2 separate regions of the Homo sapiens genome follow, and region 2 is linked to region 1. A link is an interaction called in ENCODE POLR2A ChIA-PET data of the cell type or tissue named here. Cell type or tissue: MCF 10A. All regions are shown on one strand. Each heading gives the region's core, and the rest is flanking DNA. Links, peaks and the distances in the headings are about the cores only.

Region 1 (5,618 bases), core at 180-5,179:
ATTGAGTTTCAAGGTGCTTTGTTTTGTAGCAATTACTAACCAACATGCTGCTACAATAGTTTTATGCCAGAAAACATACTCTATTCAACTGTATCTTTTGCCAAAGAAATAATTTTTGTGTTTTAGGTGACTTTAGCAATACTTCAGTTAAAAAATCACCCTCCTTTCATTTTACTTTATAATGTCGTTGTAAAGCACACAAACACTAGAGATAGTTTGGGTTTGAATTTTGGCTCAAATACATATGAATTGTGTAATAACATTTAATCTCTGTAAATCTTGGTCTTCTCTTCTGTACAGTGGGGGTGAGATATCACCTAACTGGTTGTATTTAACATAAAATGAAGTAAGGTTCTTAACATAGCAATTGTACATAGTATGTGCTCAATAATTATTAGTTATCTGTGTGCATGTGTATGTCTGTGTGCGTATTCTGCTAAGAATACTCCCCCAAGTGTTCATGTTCACTTAATATTTTGATTGTCATTTATTCACCTATCTATCTATTGAGTGTTGGATACCCACATAGCAATATAATGTAGCAAGCTTCTATCATAGGCCCAGGAGATACAGAAATGAACAAGGCCCAGACTGTGTCCTTAAAGATTCCTATCACCTTTGCTATATTTCAGCTACTCCTCAACTAAATCAATTCTGAAAGCGCAGTATTTCTACCCAGTGATGGGAACAAGGCTACAGTAGCCAACAAAAAATTCATTTTATGATTCTATATACCATTTCAGAAGGTGAACAAAAAGATAAATATGTTGAGTAATTTTGGTGAGGGCTGTATGTCCTACTATGCTAAATTACCAACATCATCTTTATTTTATTGCAAGCCTTTCAACTATTATGTGAAACAATTAGAGTATTTACATTCTCCTTTATGATTTCTACTTTACTCTAATTTTTCTTTTGAAGGTATGATCTAAAAAGCAACCAAATTTTCCAGTTTTATTTTTCTTTCTGAAAGGAACCTCATTAATTAATTTTTTGTAAAATGCAATTAATTATTTTTGTTACTGACCTCATTTAGACTAATAATAGCAAACATTTAGAACATGCTTACTATATGCCAGACATTGTCTTGAGCATATGATACGAATTTATTCACTTCACATGACAAGAACTTCATAAGTAAAATTTTTATAGATATTCCCATTTCATAGATGAAACAGAGGCAGGGAGATTAAGTAACCTTCCCGAGGTCACACACGTAGTCCACAGCACAGGCAGGATTCAACCAGACTCCAAAATCTAGCTCTTTAGCCCCAAACTCTGCCACCTCTTCCATCTGCTCCCTAAAGCAAGGAGGCTCTGTGTACTGCACATGTTGATGTTTAGTACAAATCTTCCCAAACAAAACATTCCTCAAAATAATTTCTTTATTCTTCTGAACGCTTAGCCTTGAGTGATGCTCACTCTCATCTTTAAACATAATTTCCATTTAATAAATGTCCTCTTGTTATTGACAGAAATTTCATTAACTTCATCGTCCCTTGGGCCTGGCAGAAATGATTATCACATTCAGGAAATTGAAGAGAAATGGGTTATTACTTTGGAGGCAAATAGAGCAAAGAAAAAAATAAGGAAACAGGAAAGGCAGAGAGAGATAAGTGCAAAAAGAGGCAGGAGAGGGAAATGAGGAATTGAAGAGTTGTGGTCCATGCAGGTTTCTCAGTTTCTTCTCTTCCTCCCTATTGGCAGGCAATTACTGGAAGGCTCAGGAATGATTGCTAAGCAGACGATATGGAGATCCCTCAGGGAACTGCAGATTTCTCCCATGGCCAGCCCATCAAGGAGCAATGAGAGAATAGCAGCAGCAGCAGCAATAGCAGCAGCTGGGAATGGAGGTGAGATGAAGGAATGTGCCCTGAATATTTTGACCTGAGGCTCCTGGAAACTTCCTTCTGCTCTGCTTATTCCTGGGGAGCCAAATAGAAAGGGCAAATGAAATGCATCCTTCAAACAAGCCTGGGAAGAAAGCTGAGTGGCAGAAGTTCAAAGGCCTGAGTCATCATTTTCAGGCCTGTGGACAGGTGGATTCCTCTGAAGCAGAGCATTCCTCCTTAATCACTTGGTGACTTTCTGTTAAACTATTTGCTGACACAGGTCTCTCTAGCTGGAAAAGACTGTTTCCTGCATTCAGACCACAGGAGCCAGCCTCATTTCTGCCCTGTCATTTGAAACAATTCCTATTATTTCTGTCCTGACTTTGCCTAACTGCCCCTCCCTTGGCACTCGTAATACTTTAATGCTACAGGTGGCTAATGCAGTCACTTGGCTCAGCAGCAACAACTCAATATTTGAAGAAGTAAATTATAACAGCTCCCTAACTGGCCTCCTCATATTCCCTCACCTCCCTTCACATCTGTTATTAGCCCAGCAGCCAGAGTTGTCTTTTTAAAAACATAAATAAAATTATGTCACTCCCTATCCTTGCAAAAAACCGTTTTAAGAGACAGTTCAAAATAAGTTATGCATCCTTGTCCAAGCACAGGCCCTTGCCTACCTTCCAACTCTCATTATGGACTATCTCAGTCTCTATCTTGTTGTCACATTGGTCTGTTTCTCTAAGGCACCATGCTGTCCCCCACCCAAGGGCCTTTGCTCATGCTATATCATTAGCTTAGTACTTGCTCCCTTTACTGGTTAGCTTTTACTTGGCCTTTAGGTCTCTGAGCTAGATAGTCTCCATTTCACCTAGATCCACCCTCTACCTTCACCTCCCTATTCTCTATCTCAGAGGGATAATCTCTATGATCTACATCAATGGTCGTCTTTGCCCTCTAGCTCTGTAAGGATATTGAATGGAGAAAACAGAGTGAAACCAGAGCATTTATTTTCCTGGATCACTCTTCGTGAAAATCAACTCTGCAACTGTCAAGGATGCTTTATTGGTCAACAATTGCTGTGAAACAATCACAAAGTCTCCATGGCATATAGCAATAAGTATCCATTTCTTAGATGTCTTCGGGTCATTTGGAAGGTGGGGGGTGGTGCTGATCTAGGCTGTCTTACATGGGCATCAAGAGAGTAACCCAATAACACAAGTACTTCCGGTAGTTTAATTGTCTGTCTCTCTTACTAAACTGTTAACTCCATGTTTGTTTTGCTCATCTTTACTTTCCTATTGAGACAGCCAGGAGGGAGGGGATCCCCAGAGAAACTCCAGCCAGCCTGCACACTGGGAGAGAGCCTTAGGAAGTTCATGCCGTTTGCAGCAGGGAGGAGCGTGGCCCCTCCTCTTCCTGTGTGGAAACTGGGATTCAAATGACCAGGCGGGCAGTGTTCTAGCAGGGACTCTAGCCTTGTGAGAGTCCCTGTTTCCTCCTTTTCTTCCTTTTCACCCAATAAAACCCTGCTTTACCCACCCTTCAAACCATCTATGAGCCTAAATTTTTATGGCCATGGGACGGACAAGGACCCCATCTTTAGCCAAACTAAAGTCCTGCAACATTTGTGGCACCCAATATGGGGCCTGAGAAGTGGTGAGTGAAATGGGGACTCAAAACCTCTCACTGTTGCTCCTAAGCATTTTCATCCTTGGACTTCTGAGGGTGGAGGAAACATGTCCCTACCCCCTCATCACTCTTGTGCCTTTTCATGGACTTTTCCTTCATTTTTCAGGATGGATCAGAGAGCAACATCTACCCTCCACCCTCCCCTCCCTGACGGGGCTGGGACACATAGCCCAAGGTGCCACCAGCTACTGGCTGACATTTTCTACCACACATCCACAGAGTCTCCTCCTCCCCACACCAGGGGGAGGCCAGCTCTGACTCACAGCCATTAAACTTGTGTCTATGGTGGAGAAACCACTTGCGTAAGAGTAAGAGGTTCTTCCCCAGGCATTTTTAAACTGTTTCTTTTCTTTCCCCTTCTCTACCCTATCAGCAAGTTAACTTTTAAAGTTTTTTTTTTTCTTTTAGAAACATTTTTTACTAGGGCAGGCTCCAGAATTATCACTTTTTGTGTTTTCTGCAAAGTTTTGGTTGTGAAATGGAGTCTCCACCTTGTTTTACATCCTGAGGGCATGGCTTTGTTTAGTAATCCTGCCTTAGGGAATAAGTTTCTTTCTGGTTTGGCATCTGCATGTTCTTCTAGCCCTGTCTCTTCTAGCCCCACCCAGTGACTGGGTTTTCTTCTGCCTGTGTGTGTACTATGTGTGATGTCTGTAAAAAGAGCTCTAGTTAATTTGGCCTAAAGAAAGATAAGCGCTTGGATCAAACATTTTTTAAGGGAAGTTAAAAGCTGTGGTACCTTTCAGTTCACATGAGTTTCATCTTTGAGAAATGAAAGCAGACTTAAATATTATTGGTAAAATGCAGGTGTCATTAAGATGTAAATAGGTGGGCTAAATAATGAAGGTCAGATGCAAGATTTGCTAAGTGTTTTAAAATTATAAACTGCTTTTTGAGTTTTAAGAACTATTTGACTTGCTGGCTTCACAACTGGTAAGGCCTGAGGAGGACATAAGGAACTAACCACACCCTTAATTATGCTGGGAGTCAAACTTTGCCTGCACCTAGATATAATTATAGCAACTTACCAGGTTTCCCCTTAAAAGTTAAGAATTGCTAGGAGTTACCATTATAACATGTAATTGAGACTACCTGAAATAGATTTACATGGAAGATGTGGAAGAACAGTAAAATGTTTTTTCTTTTTTGTAAAAGTTTATAAGAAGGTATGGAAATGTTAACTTTGGCCTAGGGTTAAAGGATTGTTTTAAATTAGGAAAAAGCTGAAGGTTCAAAGAAGTGGTAGAAGAATTCTAGAAATTAATCTTGCAAAAGAGGTTCTCTGTGTGAACATATTGACTAAATTCCTAAAAGGATATTATATGGTTTTTCTGTAAATTTAACATTGAAATAAAAGAATAATAAGGTTTTCCTAAGGGGCTAATCTGTTCTTTGGCAAAATTTCTAAAGGGTTATAAAAGCTTTTTGCTTCTTTAAAATTTCTGAGTCATTTTGGCAAAATAAATAACTTATGGTAACCTGGAATTCTATTTCATAACATCAAGTGTTTTAAACCCCGAACATATATAGCAGCCTCCCAAAATCAAACTTCAGTTTCAAAATTGTCTTCCCTGGCACCTGGCTTTTTGAATATTTCAGAGGGCCCCTGAAGTGTCCAGAAAGAGAAGCAAACATGATTATTTGACGTGTTTAGGTACATGGGATTGCCAAAGTGATGTTCAATCTTCTTTAGGTTATACTTTGGTAAATAATGCTAATATATGTTCCAAAATTGTATGGGATTTCTAAAACTCTAATGTCTAGCATATGCTATCAATCATAATGAAGGTTGTTAAGTTATTGTAAACCACAGAGATAACAAACCTGTCAATTGTGTTTCTAAGTGTAACTACCCTGGACATTTTGTTATTCACAGACCATTGTTGTCTTGTTTTAATCCTTTTTTTTTTTTCAAAGATAGTTTATAATAAGCTATAGAACTTTAACAGGTACTCTGAAATACAAGTTTCTCATAACTTTGGAGATTGTAACATTGGAATAAAGAAAAATGTACAGGACTCATGAAGAGCTAAAATGTTCACAAATATCAAGCAAAACCAGTTAACTAAATGGACTGAACTCAGAAAGCTGAAG
Region 2 (5,618 bases), core at 307-5,306, 78 kb before region 1:
CTACATTTTCCAGTCTTCTTCTGAGCCCTCCAAACTGTTCCAACCTCTGCCTGTTACCCAGTTCCAAAGTCACTTTCACATTTTTGGGGTATCTTTTCAGCAGCGCCCCAGTACTAGTACCAATTTTATAGTATTAGTCAGTTTTCATGCTGCTGATAAAGACATACCTGAGACTGGGCAATTTACAAAAGAAAGAGGTTTAATAGACTAACATTTCCACATGGCTGGGGAAGCCTCACAATCATGGCAGAAGGCAAGGAGGAACAAATTACATCTTACGTGGATGACAGCAGGCCAAAAGAGAGCCTGTGCAGAGAAACTCCCCTTTTTAAAAGCATCAGATCTCATAAGCCTTATTCACCATCATGTGAACAGCATGGGATAGACCTGCCCCCATGATTCAACCACCTACCACTGCATCCCTCCCACAACACATGGGAATTCAAGATGAGATCTGGGTGGGGACACAGCAAAACCACATCAACTTCCATGGCTTTTTTTCATTCAAATTGCAAAAATCTTTTTCATATCTCTTGGCTTTTTATGTTTCGTCATAAAACAAGATTTTGTCTTTCCCTATAGAATCTGCTTCCTTTGGGACTAAAGACCAGTATACAGCATAATGGCTGTGATTATGGCTGGATTTCTGACTCTGTGTATTAGTCCATCTCACATTGCTACAAAACAAAACCTGAGACTGAGTAATTTACAAAGAAAAGAGGTATAATTGGCTCACAGTTCCACAGGCTGTACAGGAAACATGATGCTGGCATCAGCTCAGCTTCTGCGAAGGCCCCTGGAAGCTCGCAATCATGATGGAAGGTGAAGGGGGAGCAGGCATGTCACATGGCTAGGGCAAAAGCAATAGAGCTAGGGGCGAGGTGCTACACACTTTTAAATGATATCTCACACAAACTTACTATCGTGAGGACAGTACCAAGGAGATGGTGGTAAACCATTCAAGAGATATCTGCCCCCATGATTCAATCACCTCCTGCCAGGCCCCAACTCCAACACTGGGGATTACATTTCAATATAATTTGTACAAAGATATACATGCAAACTATATCACTCTGATACTTGCCAGCTGTGTGAGCTTAGGCAAGTTGCTAACCTCTCTGTGCCTCACCTCTCCATCTGCAAAATGTAGATGATAATAGCTGTTGTATTAAAGAAGTTAATACACATAAAGTCTCAATATAGGTCCGTGTTGTACAAAAGTGTAGTCATTAGCCATATGTTGCTGTTTCCACTAAAAGTAGTTAAATTAAAATTCACTTCCTTAGTTATACTAGCCACATTTCAAGTGCTTGATAGCCAAGTGGGACTAGTGACATCCATTTTGGACAAAACACATATAGATATTTCCATTGCCACAGAGGCTTCTAGAGCCTAAGCACTTAGCAAGTTCTAAATAAAAGCTAGTTTTTATGCTCCAAGACCCAAATAAGTTCAATTGCCCTCATCAGATTCTTAATCTTCAGTCAGATCTCCCTCTAGGAAACAAATAAAAATTGTAAAATTTCAGTCACTCTTTGCCTTGTCTTCTCTTTTTCCCTTCTTTTTCCTTCTTTCCTTCCTCCTTCCCTTCCCTCCTTCCTTCTTTCTTTTGTTCCTTTCTTTATTCCTTTGTTCCTTTCTTCCTCTTTCCTTCTTTCCTTCCTTTCTTCCTTCCTTCCTTTTTTCCTTTGTTCTTTCATCTTTCCCTCTCTTTTCTTCTCTTCTTTCCCTTTTCTCTCCACCTCTGTGGAGGAAACCAGAGAGTTTCCTGGTTGGGATTTCCTAGTAAACTACCCTGACTCTCCAAGTTTACTATTACAGTATAACTATTACATTGGAGCCCAAAAGCCCATATTACTCACACCAACATCTGGAAAGTTCTCAATTTTGTCAGAAAGCTGAACGTGTCTTTCCACCAACTTCATCCTTTCTCTCTATCGAAGCATAAGATTTTGACAAGATAGATGTGCTTCTATTAAATTATTTGTAGTCTCACTGTAATGAGATCATCCTAGCATGATTGCCATGGGCCACTGTCTAGGCCTCAAAGAAACAGGCCAGAGGAAGATTTCTATTGATGATACTCGTGGAAAAAGATGTGACCACTAGTCCTTTCAAAAGGATCATAACAGATATTGATTCTTAGTTTGGGAGTTTGCCTCATTAAAATACCAAACAGAATTCTACGGGGAATGGGCTATATTGATTGGTTTGTTTTGTTTTATAGGTTTGTTTCCTATGTAACATGTAATTGTATTTTATAGTTGCTATAGTATGCAAGAATTAAAGACCTAATCTGGCTAAACAAGAATTGGCTTATAAATTATGAAACATTCTTTCCCATCAAACTTCTAGATAATTAAACAAAAATTTAGGAAATGTTATCTTTGCTGATTGTTTTGTATTGTGGTAAGAGATAGAAGAAGATAAACTTTTTTTTTCTTCTTGTCACTGTTTAATTTTCTTAGCAATTAAGCCACTAGTAATGAGTTTAGGGATTTCAGAGAAGACTGTTTTTTTCTGAGGTCTATTAAACTGTCTTTTTTTTAAACATGATTTTGCTTCTAAAATTTGAAAATGAGTTGCCATCCAATGGCATGATGGAGGCAGCACAGGTTCTGAAAGTATTCAGACTTAAATTCAAACTCTGTATTTTCCCTTCTGTTTCAACTAAGGCAAGTTACTGAATGGGATATTTTGAGATTTTAGAAAGTTGTTCTTCTGTACACAAGTAGATTTAAAATAATCACTTCTTCCTCCATCTTTTCAGTAGATAGATTGTACTTCAGGTGCTTTGATTCTGCACTTGGCCATCTGACATGCTTTGGCCAATGGGAGTTTAGCAGACATGCTGTAAGCAACATCTTGAAAAATGCTTGCATGTTTGGGCTTGCTCTCTTAGTCTTCTGCCACAGCTGTGAGAACATGTATTAGCCACCTGATTCCAAGAAAAGAAACAGAAACACCTAGAGCAGAGCCACTCACAGCCAACCACAACCTAGATTGGCTGACTCACAGCCAGCCCTTATATTTGTGAATTAAATAAGTGATTATTGCTGTATGGTGCTGGGATTTGTATCACAGTTAACTGATATAGCCTCTCAAGCTTCCTTTACGCATTACCTTCTCCCATTGTTCATGAGGATGGTTCTCTATATGTATTGCCCTTACAGATGAGAAAACACACAGCCAAGAAAAAAGATCAGTTGATGTGCTGAATGCATATGTATATATACAGTAGCAAAACCATTCTTTCTCTCTGCAAGAGTCAAGTTTGTTGAGACAGGAAAGAATTTATGGTTTCCAAGAAGTAGCACCCTGGAAGACTAAGAACATAGCTTTTATACTATAAAACGTATGCTAGGGAATAGTGCTACTAAAATAGAATAGACCACAAGAAAATAAGATGACAGACAGAAGGAGCAAAGATCTGTTGGGAGGTGGCTAGAATTCAGATACAAGAGACCTTAAGAGGGGCTAGCTGAGTCTAACAAAAGAAAGATGAGGAAAAAGCCTAAGTAGGATTTATTTGTGGGTTCTTTTTCTCTTTCCTTTGTTTAAGCCCAATACTACAACTTTCTTTTGGAACTCAAACATCTAATGTGGCACTATATACTATAGATTCACAGTGGCTGAGGGAGTTATCAAGGTAGATAAGCTTAGAGAAGCCTCATAAAACCTACCTACTTCAGTGATAGGTGGTAAAAATAGGCAATGGGTTTGCATTTCATCCTGGGGAATCCTTGTACGTGAGCACAAGGAAGTGGTGATGAGCTAGAAGAGAAGAAGAGACCAGAAAAACTGGAAAAGGAGCACATGGAGACAAGGATCTCAGTACAGATGCTAGGGCTTAAAAATGGGAATACGTCTTAAGCAGAGAAAATGGGATCTTTTCTGGATTGAAGAGTGTTAGCCATTAAGTTCTCAAGTCCCTGTCTTATTTGACATTATCCAAGAAAGAAGCAGAACACAGGAAAATTTTCACATCTGAGGATAACACTAAGGTTTTCTGAGTAATAAATAACAAGTATAAGGAAGCTATAGAAAGATCCCATGAAATCGAGGGCTAAAAAGTGGCAGGTGATACTCAATATTGATGAGAGTCTGATAAAATGTTTCAGGAAAATGATCCTTTACATGAAACAACTTCAAAAGTGTCTCTATAGCCCGTTGATTTATAAATGATTAAAAAGTCAGCCCATGAAGACAAAAAATGGGGAAGACAATATTAGAGAAAGGTGGAAAATGATAAATGAGTGTTAAGTAACTTGGCAAAAAAATAAAGCGTGCCGGTAATGTGAAAGCATATTCAGATTGTGGAGCCCAAAAACCCCCGAAAGCAGAGCTGCCAGATGAAGGGTAGGGCAGACAGCAGAAGAACTGGTAAAAAGCTTATATCAGGAGATCCTCTCTCCTGAACCCTCAGCTACCAAATGGCCTCCTCCTACCAGAGACAGAGACAGAATATTTTTCTCTAAATAAATTCAATGAGGGTAGGTCCAGTTCCTGTATGGCGAGGCACCATATTGAAAACAGAGAGCTAAGGAAATAGCTACATAATTAACAGGCATATCCCCATCCTTCTCTACCCGTTTACAGCATGCTAGCCTACAAGTCTGTAAGTACTAGGCAGGTGATTGGAAATATTTCCTGTAGAAATAGATTAACCCTGGAGAAAGACCCACAGATTTCCCTATTGCAAATGTCATGCCTGATTCAGCTTCATTGAAACACAATGGTTTGACCAACCCATATATGCATAGATTATAATCAGCTTTTTAGTACTTTATAAAATATGATTACATCTCCAAGGATCACCTGATGTTTGTGAAAAGTTTTTAACATCAAAGACTGAGACTGGGTTGGCTGCATGTAATCATTGACCAGAAATAACAATGCCTTAAATATAAGAGGAATGACTAGAGCTCCAGATACCATGTCCAATTCCAAGCAGTAAGGAAGGAAAAAGGGCAGAAGGGTAAAAGGGCTAGCCTTTATTTGTGTCAACTCCCTTTAAGCAGGTTCCCCAGAAGCCCTACAAAACACTTCGTTGGCCAGAACATGCTCATATGAATATATCTAGCTACAAGGGAGGTTGGAAAATATAGACTTTCAACAGGATAAATATCTCTCCTGAATAATATTGTTTTATAGATGAAGGAAAGAATGAACTTTTGGTAAACAACCTGCATACACACACACACGCGCACGCGCGCGCACACACACACACACACACAGGCTGAATAAAGTAACTTGAAAAAAATAAGATTGATGTACTAGAAGCAGAAAACTCCAAAATATGATATTTTCAGAAAGAAGATATTTACCCATGAATAAAGAACAGATTTCTATTTAAAAGAAAAGAACAATAAAAAACCACAGAGCTCCTTGAAATAAAAAAGAAAATACAGTAGTCACAAAAGAGGGGGATTGTGGACTAAAATATACAGTTGAAGAAATCTCACAGAAAAGTGAAAGCAAGAAGATTAAGGAGAAAAGAATAGAAAACTAGAAAATCCAGAAATCCAAATATTTTAATAATAAGTGCTTAAGAAAAAGATGTCAGGAAAATTAGAGGAGTAAAAGAAATAATTAAAAGCTTTTTCTGAAGTATATGT

The links. Peaks named below come from ENCODE experiments on the same cell type or tissue, not always from the same donor. Only the 100,000 strongest peaks of a DNase experiment are listed, where the experiment ranks them.
Region 2: POLR2A ChIA-PET joins it to region 1 with 6 read pairs; 2 of 35 experiments call an interaction of 5 or more read pairs at or near these places.

The regions. Positions count from the first base shown.
Region 1 is chr3:31,039,544-31,045,161 of GRCh38, forward strand. No RefSeq gene overlaps it. Among named protein-coding and RNA genes, the nearest start is that of MIR466, 120 kb to the right of the region's middle. In MCF 10A, for the core only: no CTCF peak of the experiment used is centred there; DNase peaks (open chromatin) are centred at 2,058, 3,788 and 4,088.
Region 2 is chr3:30,961,910-30,967,527 of GRCh38, forward strand. No RefSeq gene overlaps it. Among named protein-coding and RNA genes, the nearest start is that of GADL1, 70 kb to the left of the region's middle. In MCF 10A, for the core only: no CTCF peak of the experiment used is centred there; a DNase peak (open chromatin) is centred at 2,902.